Regions from separate parts of the Mus musculus genome. Here region 2 is linked to region 1. Evidence: chromatin loops called from intact Hi-C (ENCODE). Cell type or tissue: heart. All regions are shown on one strand. Links, peaks and the distances in the headings refer to the core of each region. The heading gives the core; the rest is flanking DNA. Region 1 holds the start of Igf2bp1 (insulin-like growth factor 2 mRNA binding protein 1). Region 2 overlaps Hoxb5os (homeobox B5 and homeobox B6, opposite strand).

Evidence for each region. A loop is a pair of places that touch in the nucleus more often than their neighbours do. Peaks named below come from ENCODE experiments on the same cell type or tissue, not always from the same donor. Only the 100,000 strongest peaks of a DNase experiment are listed, where the experiment ranks them.
Region 2: it touches region 1 in a loop (4-fold over the local background); 5 of 42 quality-filtered maps call a loop at or near these places.

What each region holds. Positions count from the first base shown.
Region 1 is chr11:96,001,465-96,011,601 of GRCm38, reverse strand. It overlaps Igf2bp1 (insulin-like growth factor 2 mRNA binding protein 1), which reads left to right and starts at 5,658. Exons shown (of 15, transcript NM_009951.4): 1 at 5,658-6,143; 2 at 7,319-7,379. The coding sequence starts at 5,969. In heart, for the core only: no CTCF peak of the experiment used is centred there; a DNase peak (open chromatin) is centred at 4,881; H3K4me3 peaks cover 6,310 bases; H3K27ac peaks cover 7,009 bases.
Region 2 is chr11:96,289,153-96,299,289 of GRCm38, reverse strand. Hoxb5os (homeobox B5 and homeobox B6, opposite strand) reads left to right here. Exons shown (of 3, transcript NR_131758.1): 2 at 5,736-5,915; 3 at 8,025-8,253. It overlaps Hoxb7 (homeobox B7), which reads right to left. Exons shown (of 2, transcript NM_010460.2): 2 at 9,127-9,913. The coding sequence ends at 9,660. Hoxb6 (homeobox B6) reads right to left here and starts at 216. Exons shown (of 2, transcript NM_008269.2): 1 at 1-216. The coding sequence starts at 113. In heart, for the core only: a CTCF peak has its summit at 4,581 (motif pointing right); no DNase peak of the experiment used is centred there; H3K4me3 peaks cover 737 bases; H3K27me3 peaks cover 7,578 bases.

The DNA.
Region 1 (10,137 bases), core at 1,379-9,378:
CCCCTAAGAACTTGAGGGGACATTTGAGGGAGTCCCTGGGGGTGCGGGGTGTGGGGGGTGTAGGGTGAAGTGGAGAATATTTACAAGTAACAGTAGGAAATCAATTAATCCTAACAAGAATAAAACCTGTAGAAAGCAAACAAAAAGAAGTTACTTTTTAGGTAGAAAAATATTGTCTTAAAAATGTAGAGAAGCTCAGCTTGAGTCAACTTTGTCTGGTTTGACATCCTAAAGCATCCTTTTGAACGAAGATGCTTTGAATACTTAGAAGCTAGTCGGCTTTCAGGAACCGAACTTTGCTTCCTTACTCCCTCCATGTTAAATAGTGTTAGGTGTGGATCCCCCTTCTCAGCGTTTGTTTTCCTTGGAGCAACAGCATTTGTCTCTCTTGTTTCCTACAGCAGAAACCAGGGGTCCACTTTGCCTTCTGTGCTCCAGGGCACCAAACTGCTCATTATTTTTGACCAAATGACTTTGGAGAAAACCAGAAAACCCAACAGCAGCACAAGTATGAAGAAAGGCTTAGAAGATTTCACCTCTATGAAAGAGGCTGAGCAGGGTTGTTTTATTAGCAAGATGGATGTGGAAACAAGTATCTTTAAGAAGTTACTAAAGTATTTCCTTGACTAATTCTGAATCAAAAATAAAATTTAAGGTTTTGTCACAGTAACTGACTCAGCAAAACAAATAATTGTTCTTAACCCTCCCCCCACCCCTCCTTGAGTCCTACATTTCCGATTGAAAAAAACATTCCTTTAAAAACTTTGAAACACTTTTGAGTTTATGATGCTTTGAATGAAGAAAGCGTTCTTTTCTGCTTATGACTCTCGTCTATTTCTTGAGATATCCTAAACACATAATTATCCTTATTTATTTGACAGGAGAAAATGCTGCCTGTCCTTTAAAACTAGGACTAATTTACATTTTCTTAAAGTTTACAGGCATTTAAAAAGAACCACACTTCAGACGGCAGGAAGGGAGAAAACATCTCAAGGCAGCAACAACAATAAAACAGGCAAACAACAACAAAAATAAACAACTCTCAAAATGCCCAGAAACTTTGAAGTCAAAGCTGTCAGGAAGTGTTTTGCTTTTGTTGTATCTCATAGCAACCATGATTATATCAAAATTAACTGTGATTTATTAGAAAACACAAAAATATTCTAATATATTTCCCTAACAGCTTTCTAGGTTTTTTTTTTTCTCTCTCTTTTTGTACATGTCCTCTCTTTTATAGAACATATCAACATTTTAAGATATAAATCACGGGTAAATGTTAGATTAAACTGCAATGTGTATATTGGAGATTCATCCAAAGCAGTTGATACAAAAGCAGAAAGAATTCTATGAACAAAAATATCTTTTGTGCATTATTTTTTCCCTCCTCCATTACTTATAAAAGTTTAAAAAAGTATTACTTATAAAAGTTTAAAAAAGTGGTATCTTATATGTAGAACAGCAATAAATATTTGTTCCATTAGCCTAAATAAAATACATGGTTACAAAAACTTTGAGGCAGCATAACAAACTGCCATGGTACAGCAGCTAGAAAAATAAAGACATAAAAAAAAAGTAGAAAATGATGACAGATTGAAAAAGGTTGGTAAGAAACACTTGAAAATAAGTTGAATTTTGTGTTTGTGCAAGGATAGAGTTTTTGAAATTTTTTGGGGGGGATTGCTTTTTGAATTTTCAACTTCATGAAAAGTGGCTTTACTCTTCCAATTTTTTTCCCTTTGCATGTTCAAAGTTAAGGAAAATGGACAGAAGTCTATCTTTAAAATGGAATCCACTTTCTGTGTAAGAGGAGAGCTGACCAAACACTTATTTAGGAAAGAAATGGAAGAGGAGACTAGAAGCAAGTAATATTAACAGTGAATATTACAGTGACTATAATAAATGTAATTAAGAGAAATTTTTCCTTCAGATTTTTTTTTTTTTTTTTTTTTTTTTTTTGAGACAGGGTTTCTCGGTGCAGTCCTGGCTGTCCTGGAGCTCACTCTGTAGACCAGGCTGGCCTTGAATTTAGAAATCCACCTGCCTCTGCCTCCCGAGTGCTGGGATTACAGGCAAGCGCCACCACTGCCCGGCCTCAGATGTCTTTTTACACATTCAGTTTTATTTTTACTTTTTTGTCCTCCATCTATCTATCTATCTATCTATCTATCTATCTATCTATCTATCTATCTATCTATCTATCTATCTATCTATCTTTGGATTTTAAACTCATACCCATTTACTGTGAAGATTTATCTTTCCTTAAAAAGAACAGTAGGGAACCCCCATGACTATCTTTAATATCAAAACCAAAGCAAAACATTTATAAATGCTTTGAAATGTCTTCTGTCTTCTCCTACACTGACCTAGGAATGTGAGTTGTAACAAGAAATAAGCCTTCTGGCAGGCTCATTTAGTGGTGGGCACATTCATAGCAGAATAAAGCATCAGGTTATACCATGTAGTTCCCCCAGCTCCAGTCTACAGAGTCATGTCACTGAGGCAAAACTCATGTGGAGGTTTCAAAACTGCACCTCACCCCAGCAGCCTCTATCTACTCTTGTGTCCTTAACAAACGTTTGCAGTTCCTGACTATCAACACAGAAGCCCTGTATTGGGGGAGGGGGGGAGGGAGGGGGAGGGTGGAGAGAGGATTAGAATTTAGTGAAACAGCTAACTCTAAAAAGAATCAGTGTGAATAGAAATAATTGGCACTTTGTTAATGAAATAATTTTAAAAGATTTAAAAAATAGACTGTGTAAGTATTCTGTTCTGAAATCTGTTTCCCTTACATTGCCATTTAAAAAAAAACTGATTACTTCCAGCTAACTTTAAATTATTTCTCAAATGGAAAGGGAGTCAACTTAAAAGTGAATTGAATTACATTGCTATTTGTAAGTTTTGCTTTTTTTTTTTGAGCTTTAGGATGGTAAAGGATGCACTATGTTTTGCAGTTTACAAGTCTGGGTAGGAGGTTTTTTTTTTTTTTTTTTGAGGGTTAAGCTGCTTTTGTTTTAGCAATAAAGAGAATACTGGTTAGGTTACCCAGGGGGATTATCTGATGTTTTTATCAACCCCTAAAGATTTAAAGTAAACGAAGCAAACAGCACCTAAAGTTTTTGGGAGCTGGGATGTTCTGCCAAGGTAGTTTCTTCCTTGCCCCCCAACATAAAAGATTTGGAGACAGTTACTATTTATGAAGACCCAAAGACTGTAACAGACAGCTTCTAAGACCATCTTTTAGCCCTAACAAAAATCCACACATCACTAAGAAAAGTCCCTCCCTACCGGACTTTTAATTTTCTTGAATTCCTTTTCTCTTAAGTTTGTTTTGCATTCAAAAATATTTTCTGTGAGTGTCTACTATGCGGCAGGCACTGTTTCCAGCTCATTGGCTTAGTTTGTTAAGAACTTCGCTGTGATCAAGAGCTGACAAAACACCAAGTTAGTGGGGGCTGGGGGAATGTCGGGGAGGGCGTGTGGGGACAGAGACACAGACATTTCACATCTTCCTGGACAGAAAACATTTTTTTTTTCCTATTAAGCAACTAATAGCTTGTAATACTTAGATTCCTGTTGCTTCATGGGAAGAAAAATGTCACAAAAACAAAAAACCCGACAAACACGTGGCTGGCTAGAACAAAACGCTGATTCGAGAGTGGGTTCTGAAGGTGGTGGAGGGAGACTCAAAAGCCGAGTTGGAAGCCCTCCCCCGCCCCATTTCTTCCCGGCTCTCCGGGAAAACGAGGAGGGGGACAAAGGTGCTGGGTGTTGTGTTTTAACTCCCGACTTTCCGAATGGTAGGGAATCATCCGGCAGATGGGCGGTGAGCCGAAGTCGGAACTGGCTTATAGACTCTGCAAACGAAAAAAATAACAATAAAAAAATCCAAGCCATTTATATCGGTGCAGTCAACACGTGTTACGGAGGCGGCCCGGGCCGCAGGCGACTGAGACAATGGGATCGGGACGGGGGAAGGGGAGAGTGACCCCCTTCCTCACCTGCCCTCTCAAACGCGTGCCCCGACAACCCTCCTCCCACTTGCAGACTCGAGCGGCTCAAGGACCATCCCTTTTTCTAGGGGTGTTGTCGCCGGCCCCTTCTCCGCGGTGGCCAGGCAGGGGGCTTCTCCAGGGTCTCCGTGCCTCGCTCTCCACCTCCCTCTGGCGTCGATCCAGCCTCAGCCGCTGGAACCTCGGGTGTCCCCCGCGTAGAGCCGGGGATCCCGGTACTGAGTGTGCAACGCGTCCCGCGCTCCGCTGCGCGTCCGGGACTCCCAGCGCGCGGCCCCCTCCCCCACCTCACAGACGGGGTGCGACCGCCCACGTGTCGCCCCTCGCCCAGTCCGGTCTTTCCCTCGGGCTCCCGGAGCCTGAGGATCCGGAACGCGTCGGTCCTAGCGGAGGGAAGGGACCTGGGCGGATCCACTTCCCCCTCCCCACGGGGAGGGGGGAGGGCCGCAGCCCCCTCCCCCGCTGCTCGCTTCCTCAAGCGCGGAGCGGAAATTACCCCCTCCCCGCCCCGGGCTGACCTGGGGACGTGGGCGGGGCCTCTGCACCCCCTCCCCCGGCGGCCTTCCAAAATCCAGCACCCCAAAACTAAGTTCTGAGACCCACAGCCTGCGCATGGACCATCGCTCAGTGCATCGCGGGTAGAGCGGACGCAGGCGGGCGACGCCACCTGTCCGCTCCTTGCGTGGGGAGGGCGAGGGGGACCTCGGAGCTCAACCCGGTCCCTCCCTTCTGAAGCCAACCCCTCCGGTTCGGGGTCGATCGGTGGTGCGACCACCCCTCGTCGTTTTTCCCCCACCCAGTTGATCTTCGAGGATGCTCTCGAGCCGGGTCGTGCAGGCTTTCCCCCAAGGATGCTGGAGTGTTGTCATCCAGCAGCTGGACTGGGTGCAAGCCAGCTTTTCTCCAGTGGGGATCCCGAAACATGATTTCCTGCGGGTCCCTCGTTTTCAGGCGCTGTCTCTCGTGTCCCGTGTCCGCAGCTTCCCGATCCCGCGCTCTCAGGGTCCCCTGAATCAGGACCCGGGAGGCCAGCGAAGTCTAGCGGTGTAGCGGGAAAGACAGTGACCCCCTACTTAGAAACGTAGAGGAAAGGCGTCTTTCCTTTTAAATAACCGGTTCCTGCGACCCCCTCCTGAAGACCCCAGAGTCCTCAGCTTCTCTTTGTCTGTCTCGGCAGTCCCCCGCCTGTCAGTCGCTAGCAGTTTGCCGGGGTGGGGTGGGCAGCCCAGTCTCCACAAAACGAATAAAAAAATTACCGTACATTTTATTCCTAAGAACTGGGGGGATTTGGGTCGCCACCGCCCTCCCCCCGCCACCCCCCCCCCCCGTGCAGGTCGCTGTGGGGGCGGGGCGCCGCTTTAGGGGCCAGGTTCTTGCAAAGGGGGAGGGGGATAGGAGAGCTGGGGGGGGAACTCTGCTTCCACTTTCCTGGTTTACCCGTGGGGTGCGCTGAGTGCCGCCCCCAAGATTGGAGACTGTTGGGTTGGTCCGGGTTGGAGGGCCAAGGGGCCCGGTGGCGTCGGGGGTCTTTCCCTGCAGGGTGGGTGGGGGCTGTCACCACGTGGCTTCGCCTTTTTTTTTTTTCCTGCTCCATTTTTTTTTTTTTTTCAAGTCGATTTTATTTAGAGGCGGCGCCAGGGCGGCCGCGGAGAAACGTGACACACCAGCCCGCTCGCAGGGGTTTCGGACCGAAGGGAAGGAGCCGCGCCGCGTCGTCGTCAGCCTCCCCTGCACTCGGCGGGCACTTCTCCCGGGCTCACCCAAACTCTCCCGTGACCCCCGCGTGCCCTCAGGCCGCCCACCCGCCCGGAGCTCCGGACAACTTCAGGGGTGGGGTGCGTAGAAAGTTTGCGGCTCCCGCCGCCCGTCTCCACGCCTCTCGGCCTAGGAGGCTCTCCGCCCGCGCCCGCCCGGCTCGGCCTTGCCTGGAACCGTGTCCTTGCCCCGCCACCGCCACCATGAACAAGCTTTACATCGGCAACCTCAACGAGAGTGTGACCCCCGCAGACTTGGAGAAAGTATTCGCGGAGCACAAGATCTCCTACAGCGGCCAGTTCTTGGTCAAATCCGGCTACGCCTTCGTGGATTGCCCCGACGAGCACTGGGCGATGAAGGCCATCGAAACTTTCTCGGGTAAGAGCGCGGCCACCTCCCCGGAAAACACACACACACACACACACACACACACACACACGAAATCCCGGAACAACGGGGACCTGCAGCTCCTCTTTTCCTTGCCGGCCAACTCTTCCCGGGTCCGGGAGGGCTCGGCCTCCGTCTTCGGTCCCCAGCCTCGCCCGGCCTCCCTCGACGCCTTCTCCCGGCGCGGAGATATTCGGGATTTCCTCACCCCTTCCCCCAGCCCGAGGCGCTCGTGGCGGCTCCCTACACCCCTCCCCACCGACGGGGCGGGAGCCCCGGTTGGCAACTGGTGGGGGTGGGGGTGGGGGTGTCTCACGAACACTGGGGTTCGGGTATAGGCGTGGTTTCCCCGATTCCCCCCCGCCCCTAGTCAGCCCCCCATGCGCTAGAGCACCCCCAAAGCCCCTGCCCTCCGTCCCGGGCCTTTCCAGGATGGGGGTTCGCGCACCTCAGCTCTTCCCGCTTTAACTAGGGACTAAGCCCTGAGGCAGGACGTGGGAGGAAGGGGCTCCCGCCTCCCGCCCAAGGCCTGGGGCTTGAGCCATTTTGATTTGAAAGTGGGGCGTGAGCCGGGTGGCGCGGCGGCGGTGGCGGTGGCGGCGGCGGGTCGCCATGCTGCTTCCCGAGACGCCGAGGCTGGGCCGAGAGGCGCGCGGCTACCGCGAGGGACCCTCCGCCCCGGGCCGCGCCGCCCCGGGGGCCCTCCGCTAGCCCTGTGGCCCCGACCCGGCCTGGTCGCCTAAGCCCTTCACCGTGGCTCTGCTGGAAAATAAAGTTTTAATTCTCTACTCCCGCCCCACTTCGCGAAACGATCCTGCTTTCGCCTGTCTCCTTCCTTCTACTTCTGGAGCCGCCGAAGCAAGCGCGCTCACACAAACGCTCACACCTTTCCCAAATCTGAGCAGGCTGCTCAATCAGCCCACGTGATTAATGGAAATAAAACGAAAAAAATTGAAGAAAAAAAAAAACCCAACGAAATTACGGGTTCTACCAAACCCGGAGCAACCTTTCCCCCCACAGGCCTCTGCAGCTGGTGCCTGGATTTCTAGGAGGCCCCAGGAACTCTAGAATTTAGCTAATGTCCCTTACTCACCCTTCCACCCCATCCCTCCCCCATTTCTTTACACTCATTCATCTCTTTTTTTTTTCTTTTTTTAAATCTTCAGGGAAAGTAGAACTGCAAGGAAAACGTCTAGAGATTGAACACTCAGTCCCCAAAAAACAAAGGTAGGAAAAGAGTTCCTTTTGGGAAACAGTAATATTTAGGGGTCCATAGCGTCTCCAGTGGAACAAACCCATTACTGGCCTTTCCACCCCCACCCCCAACTCCGGATGTTGGGGGCTGGGAGAGATTGGCTAGGATCGTGTAGTGGTTGTTTTATAGCTTTAGAAGAAATCCAACAACTTGGGATTGGGGTGGGCTAAAAGACATTACTTGAAAAATTAAAGAGAAAAAAAATCAATAGAGCAGGAACTCTGTGGAGTTAGTTCATAGTGTGGGACTGGGACCATTTTCTGTATGGGAGTTTAAATATGGAGAATTCAAACTAATGGTGGTGGTGATTTTTTTTTTTTTATAACTTTCTATCAGGCCTCCTTTTTCCTATGTTTCTCATCTTTTTTATAACACAATTTGTTAGTAGATTTGAGAGTGTTCTTTTTCTACTGGGGGTGATTAATGAGCAACGTACCCCATTCAGATCTCCTTATGCTGGCCTAATAATTTCTGTTATAGGCATGGATTTTGTTGCCCCCCTACACAGACCCTCATCCCCAGTCCCTCGCATCTTATAGTACCTCATCAACTGGATTTTCAATGAATGTGCTTTGGCCGTGCTATCCCTTTCCAACCCCCCCACCCCCACTCCTTCAGTCCATTGTTACAAGGGACCATCTGGGGTGAGCTTTGTGCTGAGGCTGTGAGCTGGGGCTCTTTGGAGGGTCTAGAACTCGGAGGATGAATGGGTGTGTGTGTGTGTGTGTGTGTGTGTGTGTGTGTGTGTGTGTGTCTCCTCTGGTGAGTTCTTTTTACTCCGTATTCTCTCTTTTCCGCCAAATGGGGTATCTCCACCTTTAAAATTTCAGGATGGATTTCCAGTCCCCTCGAATTCCGAAGTCTGCGGTTGAACTCTGGCAGTGGAGTGTTGAGGCAGGGTTTCTCACATCAGACTTTGTGAACGCGTTGTTGACAGTGCAGTTTTGTTTCCTGTCCTTAGTTGGGAGCAGCCCTCAGTCCAGTTTTGGTCTTCTCAGTCCCTCTTTTCAGCTGGGCACGTGCTGTATTTCTGAAGTTTTTTTGGCCCTTCCTAGGTGGGAATCTTGTGTGGGTGCTGTGCTTTGGGGGTGGGGTGGGGGGTTTGGGGGGTGGGGTGGGGGGTGGGGTGGGGACATATGTTTAAAGAATTGAGAAAGTTTAGCTGGAGATCATGTCTGTCATCTGTGGTTTGGCTTCAGAGTTTTAAGTCACTGAATTATTGTAGCTGAAGAGCATCACTATGGCTTGTGTCTAGGTTTATAGAGTATGTGGTTTGTTGTCAAATGCTTGAGGCTGTTGCTGTTAGAATTAACAGAGGCACTAAAATTGGAAGGAAAAAAAGCTTTATTTGAAAAAAATGGAGATGGGAATAATACAGTGGAGATCGTGAATACATGGACTCAGAGCTGTGTTGATGGGAGATCTAATAATTGGAATTCTGAAATGTGTGGTCACTTTTCCTTCCTGCTCTTGGGGATGATTTACATTTTAAAGCCAAGGAGGCAAAAGAGAAAGAAACAGCAAAGTGTGGTGAAGTGGAACTCAAAACATTTATATTTTAATTTTCATAGTGCCCTGTATTTGTGGGTCTCTCTCTTCAAGCCATCTGCTGCCTCTGAAGGCATTTCCACCCAGGCTTCTTGTCCCCACAAATGCCTTACTCGGGGCTCTTTTGAGTTGGAATGGAGAGGGGATTTGAGAGAACTAACTTCCTTCCTTCCTTCCTTCCTTCCTTCCTTCCTTCCTTCCTTCCTTCCATTTCCTCCTTTCACGTCCATAATAAATTAGATTTTTTTGTGGGCTCCCTTTTCTGAAATAATTTTTCTGAACGAAACATTGAATCAATTGTCTGTCCCCGACCCCTCCTGGGCAGTGGTGGCTAAGGAGAGACTATTTCTAGTCCGAACCAGTTTTTGGAGTACCAGGCTTTAGAAGAACTTTGTTTTCTTTTCGTCAGTTTGTGTTCCTTGGGGAAGCGTGTTGTGTTGTTTTCTAGTTTGTGCCTGAACTCACTCCTTCAGCTGTGCTTGGTACTGGCGTTTTCAGTCCCTTAGACATACAGAAGAGGACTTAGTCGGGGCTAACCTGAGCTAAATGAACTGTAGAGGGGTAGTTTTTTTCCCCCTGTATGTATTGTGTTTTCAGGGGCGTTTAAAATGAACTCCTGATACTTCGTGGCTAATGAGCTGTGATTTAAAAGGATTTCTGGATTTGTTTCCGTTTGAATGTACCTGATAGATGTGATTTGTACCTTTTGAAAACCCAAGAGACTGAACACCATATTTAAGCTGAAAACAGCAGGCAATTTGAATTTTTAATATGAGAGACCATACAGTTTACAATTACCTTCCCCTAGCACTCGTGACCAGTGTTGGGAATTTGGTTAGCAATTTCAGCCTTTGCTGAGAATTGTATTCACTGTCAAATGTTGGTAAAAAAAGGTGGTCCCAAAGCAGTTGAAGAAGGTCACGCAGCAGCAGCAGCAGCAGCAGCAGCAGCAGCAGCAGCAGCAGCAGCAGCAGCAGCAGCGTTTGTGTTTAGGTGAATTTCCTTCCCAGAGACTAAGGAGTAATGGAGGCAAGGAAGGAGGTGCCATCTTAGCCTTGCTTGATTTACTTTTCAAGGGAGTGAGACTTTTCTTACACCTACCTCCGTGTTTTTTTTTTTTTTTTAGGAGTGTGCCCTAAACCTTGTATATTTACTGTCAACTGGTGTCATAAAAAAAAATTG
Region 2 (10,137 bases), core at 1,042-9,041, 290 kb before region 1:
TGCCGCAGCGGGTCCGCATAGCCAGACGAGTAGAGCGGCAGCTGGCCCAGGAAGGACTCCTGCCCGCTGGCCAGAGTGACGGGGAAGGTGGAGTTCACGAAATAGGAACTCATCGGGAGGGGAGGCGCGCGAGGCCGCTGCTGCTCCGCCGGGTTTATGATTTGTTGTGTTTTATAGTCCGAGCGCCGCGCCTATTAGTAGTATAGCCGAGATTGGGTTTTAGCTGAGGGGGGATGGCGAGGTGCCAGTGAGGGCCAGAAGGAAATACAACCATCTGATCCAACACTGACCAATGGCAGAGGCAGGAATTGTCAAATAGCACCCAGGAGGAGCGCAGCCTGCACGAGGGACCCGCGCACAAACCTATCAACCTTTTCCCCCTCCTTCCTCTCTCTCTCTCTCTCTCTCTCTCTCTCTCTCTCTCTCTCTCTCTCTCTCTCTCTCTCCACAACGCGCCCTGATCCACCTACGTATGATCTGCGAAAGAGACGTCTGTGCTTTTGAGGGAGGAGGAAGCAGTTAGATGAAGATCATCCCATTCCCCAGTGATGAAATAAATACAACCTCCCCCCCCACCCCACCCCACGCAGGAATAGGGAAAAGTTAATTGTGTTTTCAGAAAAGTTAACCCCTGCGTTGCATGGGCCCGTTCCCTCAAGGGAGGGCTGGGTAAATATCCTCGAATCTCGTTGAGAGAGAATAAAGGGGGAAGGTCTGTTTCTAGGGTTTTGTACTGGTGTGGTGGTGGTGGGGGGTGGAACGAGAACGGACTTGTCCGCTTATTTGCTTCATTTTAGAAACAAGAAAAGAAGAAACACCCTCCTTTGAAGGTTTGGAAAATCGTTTATTGTTTATCAGGCCTGTTTCCCCCTTTTAAGTTTAGGTTTTATTGTATCCCGACTTCAACCCAATTCCCCAGCTTAGAGGAGGGCAAGCCAGTTCCTTCTGCCTAGAAGACCCAAAAGAAGGAAATGTCAGGGGTGTGTGAGCCCAGTTTCTCCCTCTGGCTGCTCCCCGAAGCTATTTGCTATTGCTATTTGGCAAGCCGACCATCCGTATGCCCAGCACAGCTCAGCCGTCCTGGCTGCAGTCTTGACTGAGACTGGGCCCTGGAGAAAGAAACTAGTAGTCCTTAAACTTGGTGATGAAGGGGAAACCCCAGCCTAGGTAACTTTACTTGTTTTCATCTCTATTCTTCCTGCAACCCTTGCTTGGTCTCTCCTCATCTATCCTTATCTCTCAGGCCAAATGATGTAGCAAGAATCCCTGGCTACAGATTTTTAGAACCAAAGATGTTCCCTGTAAATCTAGATACTGGGGGGAATTGTCTTAGAAATGTTGAGTCTTCAGTATTGGAGACCGAGAGTCTCCTCTTTTTCCTACTCTCTTTATAAACTGGTGGTTCCCTTTGAAATTCGCATCCCAAGACTTGGTTTGGATTTGATTTTATAAGGAGAGAAGGCTGCTAGGTCCTCCTAGGGACTTAGTAACCACCTTCCAACCATCAAACTGGCATGCTTGCTCTAGTTCTAGACACTCACAACACTCCTGTCTCTCAGCCACTCTACAGACCACCTCCCACGTCTCATGTTTATATCACCTTCTTAGCTGCTGTAAGGACTTGGGAGTGGAAGAAAATAGCTATGCTCTCTTCCTCTCTCATCCAAAGAAAATAAGGACAGATCCCAACCTGGGGGACACAAGGTATTTCTGACATTCTAAAATGCACACCCAAGACAAACAGTGTATCCAACCTGAAGACAGGGAGGATTGGTTGTAAGACGGTGCCTGGGGTCAGGCCAGGCTGACCCACCTCTGCCTTGTTCTTTGGGTTCCTTTTTGTGAGCCAGCTCTGCCCACGGTTAATAGGAAAGGGCTGAGGATGGCTGATCAAGAGGGAGGATTTATTTGGCTGCAATGTGGCCTCTGAAGTTCTTTGAACTCATAGCAACTGCTAGGCTGTCCCTTTGTGGCAAAATGACCATTCCCGGGTATCTCTCTTAGCCTCAATCCAGTGGTGGAGGTGGTGGGGCATAAAAAGAAGCTCAAACCTCCTAGTGGTGAAGAAAGCATTGCTCTCCAGTCTAGAAATGCTGGGCCCATGCTGAGAGAGGAATAGGAGCTATTTCATCAAGGCAACAAGGCACGGGAGGACCCTCCCCCTTTCTTGCCACTGAGGCTGGGCCTTGGGCCTCAGCCTTTCTCCCTGGTCACAATGTCCTCATCATAGGAAATACTGTATAGCTGTCCATGTAAAGTATGGCCCAAGTAAGAGGAGGCTTTCTCCTGTAATAGAGGCGGGAAAATAATTGCTTTATCCTTTAGAGCAGCAACCCCTGAATTAACCTCACCTCCGCAGGTTGCTTGTCTGAAGATGGAGCCACAACGGCCAGGGCCAGGGCGCCTGGAGTCGGGCATGAAAGGAAATAGCGCCTCATCGCTCTTATCTAAGCCCAGAGGTATTTATGAGCGTTTATTCATCTGATCCGTTTGTTTGGGAAAAGGAGCAGGCAGGCAGAGCTGAGCCAGAGACTGCCTGGTTTCTGGAGCCAGATCTCTAAGGATCTGCCTGTGGTTCTGTCCACCTCAGTTTGTCTGTCTTCACTGGGAAATAAGTAGACACACAGCAGGCACCAGCCAGTTCTCCATTAGGGTTGCCGCCCCCTCACTCACAGAAGGAGGGATGTAAATATATACCAAGTCTTGAGTACACAGCATTGGGACTGTCCTGATACCCCACAGGCAGGATTTATAATTGTGATTTTCTGTGCTTTGAGTCTGCAGTCCCGTGGGTAAGCATGTACATTCCAGCTCCCAGAGAAATGTTGCTTAAGTCATTTTCAGCTCAGGAGAGAAAATCTCTGGAAGGTAATCTTAGGAATGCCTTTTGCCTGTATGAGGAGGTGGTGAGACAATATCTAAGCTTCCTATTTCTCTGAGATGACCCCCCCCCCGCCAGATCCTTGGGTAGTGGGTACCTTCTCCTGTTCCATCCTCAACTTTACTTAGGATGGGGGGAATGAAAAAATCTCTCAAACCCAATCCCCCCCCCCTTCTGATCGTCTGAAATGTTCCCCAGTAGTGCAATGTGATGGCGCCTATAGATTGGAGATAGACTCTTTACGTGGACACTCGGCCCTAAAATCGACTAGTCCAAATCGCGAGGTACAAAGACCTCATTTCCATTATGCAAATGATCGGCATCCTCTCTGATCTTCTAGGAGGAGTGGGCAATCCTTCTCTCCCTCCTCTGCTTCACCCTTACCCTAAGAGCTCCGAGGTGGTTCAAGCCCTGTACTAACCTGACTTCCCCCTCCCTATGTTTCCTTCTGGTTGCCAAAAGAAAAAAAATTAGGAGGGCCCCCAGACCTTCCTGCTAGATCCCTTGGGGCCTCCTGCAGAGCGAGCAACTCACTAAGCTGGGTCTGGCCTTCTAGCCGCCAGAAAGTCACTCTTAACGCACGGAAGGAAAAAAAAAGCTTAAAGATTTGCTCTAGAGACCTCTAAGGCTCCTGGAAGCAGCAATGGTGTGTGCCCCCAGCACTACACAGCCCCTAGGCCCTCAGCTCCCAGCCAGACCTTAGTAACACCTTGCCCAGCCTGGCACCGCAAGCAATTTCCTGGAGCAGCCCTCCCCCCGCCCAAGAACGGGGGGGGGCACAGCACCTTGAAAGGGGCGGCCAGAGCTTCCTCCAGCAGCTTGAAAGACCGAGCTAATCAGTAACCGGTGAGACAGGGGCCAAGACTCCAACGCCTCTGCGGAGGCGCGCACCCCGCCCTCGCCACCCCCTTTTGGGAAAGCGGTTCCGTTAACCGGGTGTGAGGGGTCCGGCAGGACAGGAAATTACAGTGTTTTGTTTTTTTTTTTTTTTTTTTTTTTTTACGATTTCTCCTCACTCATGATGTTCTACCAAAGCTTTTTTTTTTTTTTTTGCGCGATTTCGCTTGAAACGGTCGAGAATGGGGGAGGGGACCAACACTCACTTGCAGACACCAACAGTTTCCAGAAAATTCAGTTCAACTCCTTCACCACGGACTCGCCAGCTTAGGAATTGGCAAAACCCACAAACCAACTGGAAGAATACAGACTGGGTTTGTCTTTTGACAACCGAGTGGAACTGCCTGGCCGGCGCCTCCCTTAACGGGACCCCCTCCCTCCCTTGGCAGAGAAGAAAACTAAATAAACCTTGAACAGATTTGGCCTCACATCTCTCCAGCGGTCCCCAGTCGTGTCTCGTGTCTTAGGTGGTGAGGAAGGTCGTAGGTCTGAACCCTCAGCCCTTTGGCTCAGTACCCCCTGTCCGTGGGTTACAGTGTTACTCCTCTAGACTCCCTTTCCCACTACCAGCCTTCAGGTTTGTGGCTGGGATGAGTGTGGAAGGGTATGCAGGAGACGGGAGAAGGTTGAGGATAATGTGACAAGAGACTCATTCCGCTTTCTAATCTGCACTCGGGGACTAAGAGGACATCAGCGTGGGCCGGTATCCCACCGAACTGCGCGACAGGGGCTCAAAGCAAACCCGCAGGGCTCGGGGAGTGTCGAGCGATTTGCTGTACCAAAGCCGCCTGTCCCCGAACGGACGGTAGATGGCAGCAAACTGCATAATTTGGGTCAGAGGAAACTGTCTAAGGGACGATTTATAACCCACCAAGACTACAAGGGGAAAAGACCTTTAGTTTGAGTGGGTTTGGAGGGTATTTCCCGCCGCAAATAGGATCCGAGCGTCCTAGATGTTGGCGATTAATTTCGCTTGCTAAGAAACCAAGGTCTCTCAGTGAGGCCCTTTCAGGCCTGTGTCTAGAGCTTTTTATCTGGGCCCCCAGGGAACCCCAGTCTTGTGCCACAAGTGGCTACGTTTCCCTCTCCTAATAGCCCAGGAGACCAATGTACCTACACACTCTCCCAAGACACTAAAATCGGATAACCTGAGACCTGAGCCTGAACCATCTATCTGCACAGGCTCCTTAAGAAACAAGAAGACAATCCTTATTCATGCAAACCAAACGAAACCACAACGCCTCCTGTCCTTCATTCATACCCACAGTCACTTATCTCTCTGTCACTGATAGCTTCTCTGGGGACCTTTCGTCCCATTTTATAGTCCTCACCAGTCAGCCTGAAGCCTATCAACCACTTTAGGAATCTGTCTCATACCCAAGAGATCTTTCCCCCCCCCCATCCCCTCCCCCACCCCCAGGAAGCCAGGGAACAAAAATTGGGCGGCGAAAGACAGGACTTAACTTTGAACTCAGACTCCAGGAGGTTTTCCCAGATCATACATACCATTACATTTTGTATCCCAACCCACCCACTCCCATCCTCCCAGACATACACACCAAATGGATTTGTGTGTACAAGCCTGAAACAACATGCTAAAAGTCTCTTCCCAACCGCATTAAAATCCAGGAAAAGTTTGAAATGTGCCCATAGCAGATATACAATTTTCTCCACCAAAATCCATACATCTTATACCAATAAAACACAAGTAACAAGATCAAATCACACAGAGACCAACAGACTTTAACCTACCGCATTAAAACCACAAAACTCTCTCCCTGCAGGCTCCCTCCGGCTGGCGGGAGTGGCAAGAGACCGGTGGCAAAAGAGCTGGGAGGTCTTCGGCTAGCTTCCCTTGCTTTGGGTTCCTTCACCCACAACCCTTTATTTTCAGAAATGTCTCCGAAGGAAGATAGCGAACATTTCTCTGTGAATTGTTCTTTTTATATCACTCTAGACGCCTCTTCGCCCTAGGCTGGCCTCTGCGGAGATTCCAGGCCCCACAGAGACCAGGACTTCCCTCAGCGCCACCGCCCCTCGTGCCAATGCAGCCGGGAAATCGCCATTACCCACACTGGGCAAGAGAAACCGCACGGGGGCAATCGGAGAGGCCAGGAAAAGGGAGAGATGGAGGGAGGTGAGCACAAACCCACAAGGGCCAGAGCGACTGGCCAGCGTGGCTGTAGCCCAGACACCCCCCACCCTCGCTTTTGCAGACCCCTCGCTGGAGATCTCTCCCAGCTAAAAAAGCAACATAAAACCGGCCTCATAGGCCCCTTTCCATCCCTCCTCCCCATCTTCCCTGCAGCCGGTCCCCCTCCAGGAAGCAGCCACCCCTGTCTCTACTACAGAATTTCCTGGGAAGCCTCTCCCAGCAGCGCCCAGAGGTGGGGTTCAACCCTGTCTTGAAATGGGGGGAGGAGGAGGGAGAAAAATCTAAGCCCCACCCCCTGCAAGAAAAGGATGCAAAAGAATAAGAATTGTAGAATCTTCCTTACCTTTGCAGAACTTGGGGGATTTTGCCCTCCTCCGGATTCAAAAGGATGTGGAGGGAGGGATAAAGGAGCGTTCGGTATCTTCTTCAGCTTCCAGATAATATTGTCCCAACCTGAGAGCCGTCGTTTCCCCTTCTCAGACTTGAGAGAGAGGTTGTTTCGCTTTTCTGATATTTGCATAGAAAATGGAGTAAGTTCTGGCTTTGAAAAATGATATCAGGCTGCAGTCCTGGGCAGATTGTCCATTTAGCCTTCATGATGACTAAAAATCCCAGATCAGCAAGTAAATTAAGAATCAAAATTATTTTAGGTTCTCTCTTTTGTGTAATTCCCACCCCTCCTTCCCTCTCTCAGCCTTCTCTCCTCTCCCCCCTCTCCTTCTCTCTCTCTCTCTCTCTCTCTCTCTCTCTCTCTCTCTCTCTCTCTCTCTCTCTCTCGCTCTATCGAGCTGATATTGAAGTATAAAAATATCAAGAGGCTGGAGCCCTGAAGGACGGTAGTGCTCCGACCTAGGTGTGGTGTCCAAAAGAATGCTGCATTATAACCACCAGGGAAATGATAAAAAGTTCATGTTCACGATCGCCCGGCCACATGACCGGCGCCGGCCAATCGCTGGATTCAACCACTCATAAACTTCTATCACAAAGTTGTAAATTTTCATAAAACAACAAGGAATTTATTGCATTTCTTCATGGCTGCTCCACCAGCAACCCTTTTCTCCGTCGCCATCTTCTTTTCTTCCCCTTCTCTTTTTAGGGAAACCCCAATCTGAGACAGCTGAGATTTGGGGTGCAAGAATTCAGGGTGGAGAAGCCATAATGGTTCAGCTAGAACCGGGGTTTTCTCTGGAACCTCCACATTTTTTCTCAAGAGCTCTGTCTGTCTTTTATAGTAAAAGTCCCCACCCCCACCCCCAGTCCTCCACAAGGGAATGTTCTGAGAGGTGAGGCCAAAGCAGCAGCCTGTGTTAGGAGCTGCTATCTGCTTTGTGACAAAAAGAAAGCTCCTGTACCCCCTCTCTTCATCTGAATACCCCACATTCCTAGCCCTAGAGACTGTGGGGTTCCCCCACCTGTGCGGTTTGCAGCATTGCAGGTGTGGTGTGGGGGTGGTGGGCGTCAGTCCACAGGGTCTAGTTTTTGCCTCGGGAGGGAAGGTGTCCTGGATAGGGGCCAAGCTCGATACTCTAACAAGCAGATTCTCCACCTCAGCACCTCAGAAACTGGGGTGGGGGGGAGGGAGAAGACAGATCACTCCCGCCCCAACGCCTGCTTTCGGGACCAGGTTCCCCTGTGCTCGCCAGGGGTTGCAGCGGTCAGTTCTGGGGAAGCCGCAGGTTTTAAGGGCTTTTTCTTACAAATTGAAGCTGCGGGTTTTAAGGGCTGTCTCTTAGAAATTCAAATTAAGCAGATTTTTTCCGGAAACCAATCACCTTTTTCAAGCCCTTTTAGTTTAAGATAACCTTCTTTAGACAACTGAGGGTTTGTAAACGAATAAATATTAAAAACCAGTACCCCATGTCTAGGTGAAAAGACACTGTCGTTTAGGTTTTTCAGCGATGAAGGATTTACGAAATCCTTGATTTTATTTTAACAATAACTCACTCCGTTTTCCTAGGCTTTCTTTAAAAAAACAAAAACTACATTTTAGGTTGAGTTTCTGGTAACCAAACGCAGAAAACGAAATAATCCCCTTTAAAAAAAACATATTTTTCTCTCCCTCCCCCTCCTGTGTGTGTGTGTGCCCCTCAGAAGGTTCCAGGTTGGCCGTACTCAGGAGCAGGCCGAACGGCCCAGAGGAAGCCCTGGCGTCCGGTGCTGCCAGGCTCACTGCGGACGCACCCCAGCCCGGTAAACTCACTGTCGCTCGCCGGGACTGGTTTCCCTTCAATTTAAAAATTTCATGTGGATCGCCCATGCCAATTTAGAATGAAATAGATTTAAATACATAAAGTAAAAATAAATTGAAATAAAAGCAAGGCATCTGATGAAAAATGTTTGCCGAGTGGGAAAATTGTGAGCACCCTGGCAAGTAGGTTGTCCTGGGGAGGCTAGGAGGCCTCTACTTGCTGGCCTGGCCTCTTCCCAAACCACCTCAGAGTAGAAAGGATGGGTGTTCACCCTTCGCTTCCCTTCCATTTGTTTTTTGAAGGCCTACTGTTTTGGATTTTATCACTGTACTTGTGGCTGGTCACTAGACTCAGATTTCATAGTCTCAGTTAAAGGCCTGGATAGGAGAAGGTGTTTGTAAAACTGGAAGCTTTTAAACTGGGGAGGGGAGGGAGTTGTGTTTTGGGCCTGTGTGACGGAACATATGGTCTCATGGATGTATTTACTTAGGGGCAAATGTGACTCTCTGTTTATTATCCAATGTGTGAGTGTACATTGGTGTCTGTGAGTGACTGTGAACATGTGTTTACTTGTGAGTGTGTGTGTGTGTGTGTGTGTGTGTGTGTGTGTGTGTGTGTGTGTGTTCTGGGCATGGAGCCGGGGACTGTGTGAAAGCCTGGATGTGTATGATTATCTGTATGACTATATGAATGTCTGTGTTTATTTGTGACTGTAACCGTGTATGCACTTGTGTGCTGTCAGCTTGTAAATATGGGAATTGTGTGTTTTTGGTGAAAGTATAAAGAAAGTGTGTGCGTGTGTGTGTGTGTGTGTGTGTGTGTGTGTGTGTGTGTGTGATGTTGGGGTTCACTAGCTGGCAGTCTCTATAGCAGAGGCATCTGGAAAATAAAAGCAAACCCAGCACCGACAGAAAAAGACCAGCAGAGGGGCTCTGGGACACTCGCCCACTACCAACCCTTACACCTCCCCCAGCCAGAGGGAGACAGAAAACACAGCGTGTCTGTTGATATTTAATCCTGTTTTATTTTCCATCCTTCAGATATACAGAAAGAGGCTCGTGAATAGGACCTAGAAACAGCAGCCAAAATGCACCAGACGCAGAAGCTAGTGGATCCTCAGGGCTCCATACAACCCCTCTAGTACTGCTACTGGGAAGTATGGGGTAGGTAAGGAACCGCACTAATCTGTTCATCTGGAACCACAGTTCACAAAGACAGCTTCAAAGAGGGCTTACAAAACAGCAAGATTTTACAAAGACCTTACTAGCAACATAGAAAAGGGGAGGCACATTCCAGAAAGCCACAGAACAGGTAGATAATGTCCTTCCGATACTGTACAAAAACAGACAACACACTTTCCCATAGGTAGTATATTTTTTTACAGTGTTAAGAAACCCAAATTTCACCCTTCTCTTTCCTTATTATTTTTAGACCTCTTCATTTAAATAGTTTGCCCCTTTATTTGAGTTTCATGCTTCAGTTCCCATAATTGGGTTCTCCCTCTCTTCGCTTTCCTCCTCTTGGCTTTCTCTGTCCCTCACTCTTCCTCCTCCTCCTCCGCTTCCGCCTTGTCCTGGCCGGTGGTTCCCGGTCCTGAGGTTTTGTTCTCCTTTTTCCACTTCATGCGCCGGTTCTGAAACCAGATCTTGATCTGTCTTTCGGTGAGGCAGAGCGTGTGCGCGATCTCGATGCGCCTCCGCCGAGTCAGGTAGCGATTGTAGTGAAATTCTTTCTCCAGCTCCAGGGTCTGGTAGCGCGTGTAGGTCTGGCGGCCTCGCTTTCGGTCAGGCCCTACACACAGGATTAGAGAGAGAGAGAGAGAGAGAGAGAGAGAGAGAGAGAGAGAGAGAGAGAGAGAGAGAGAGAGAGAGAGACTGTGTGAAAAACACCAACAGAATTCTGACCCCCTTCCTAGGTGGTTACCTTGCTGGAACTACATTAATCCCCTTTCACTACTAGGTGCAGAAAACATTTTCTTTTCTTTGTGTGTGTGTGTGTGTGTGTGTGTGTGTGTG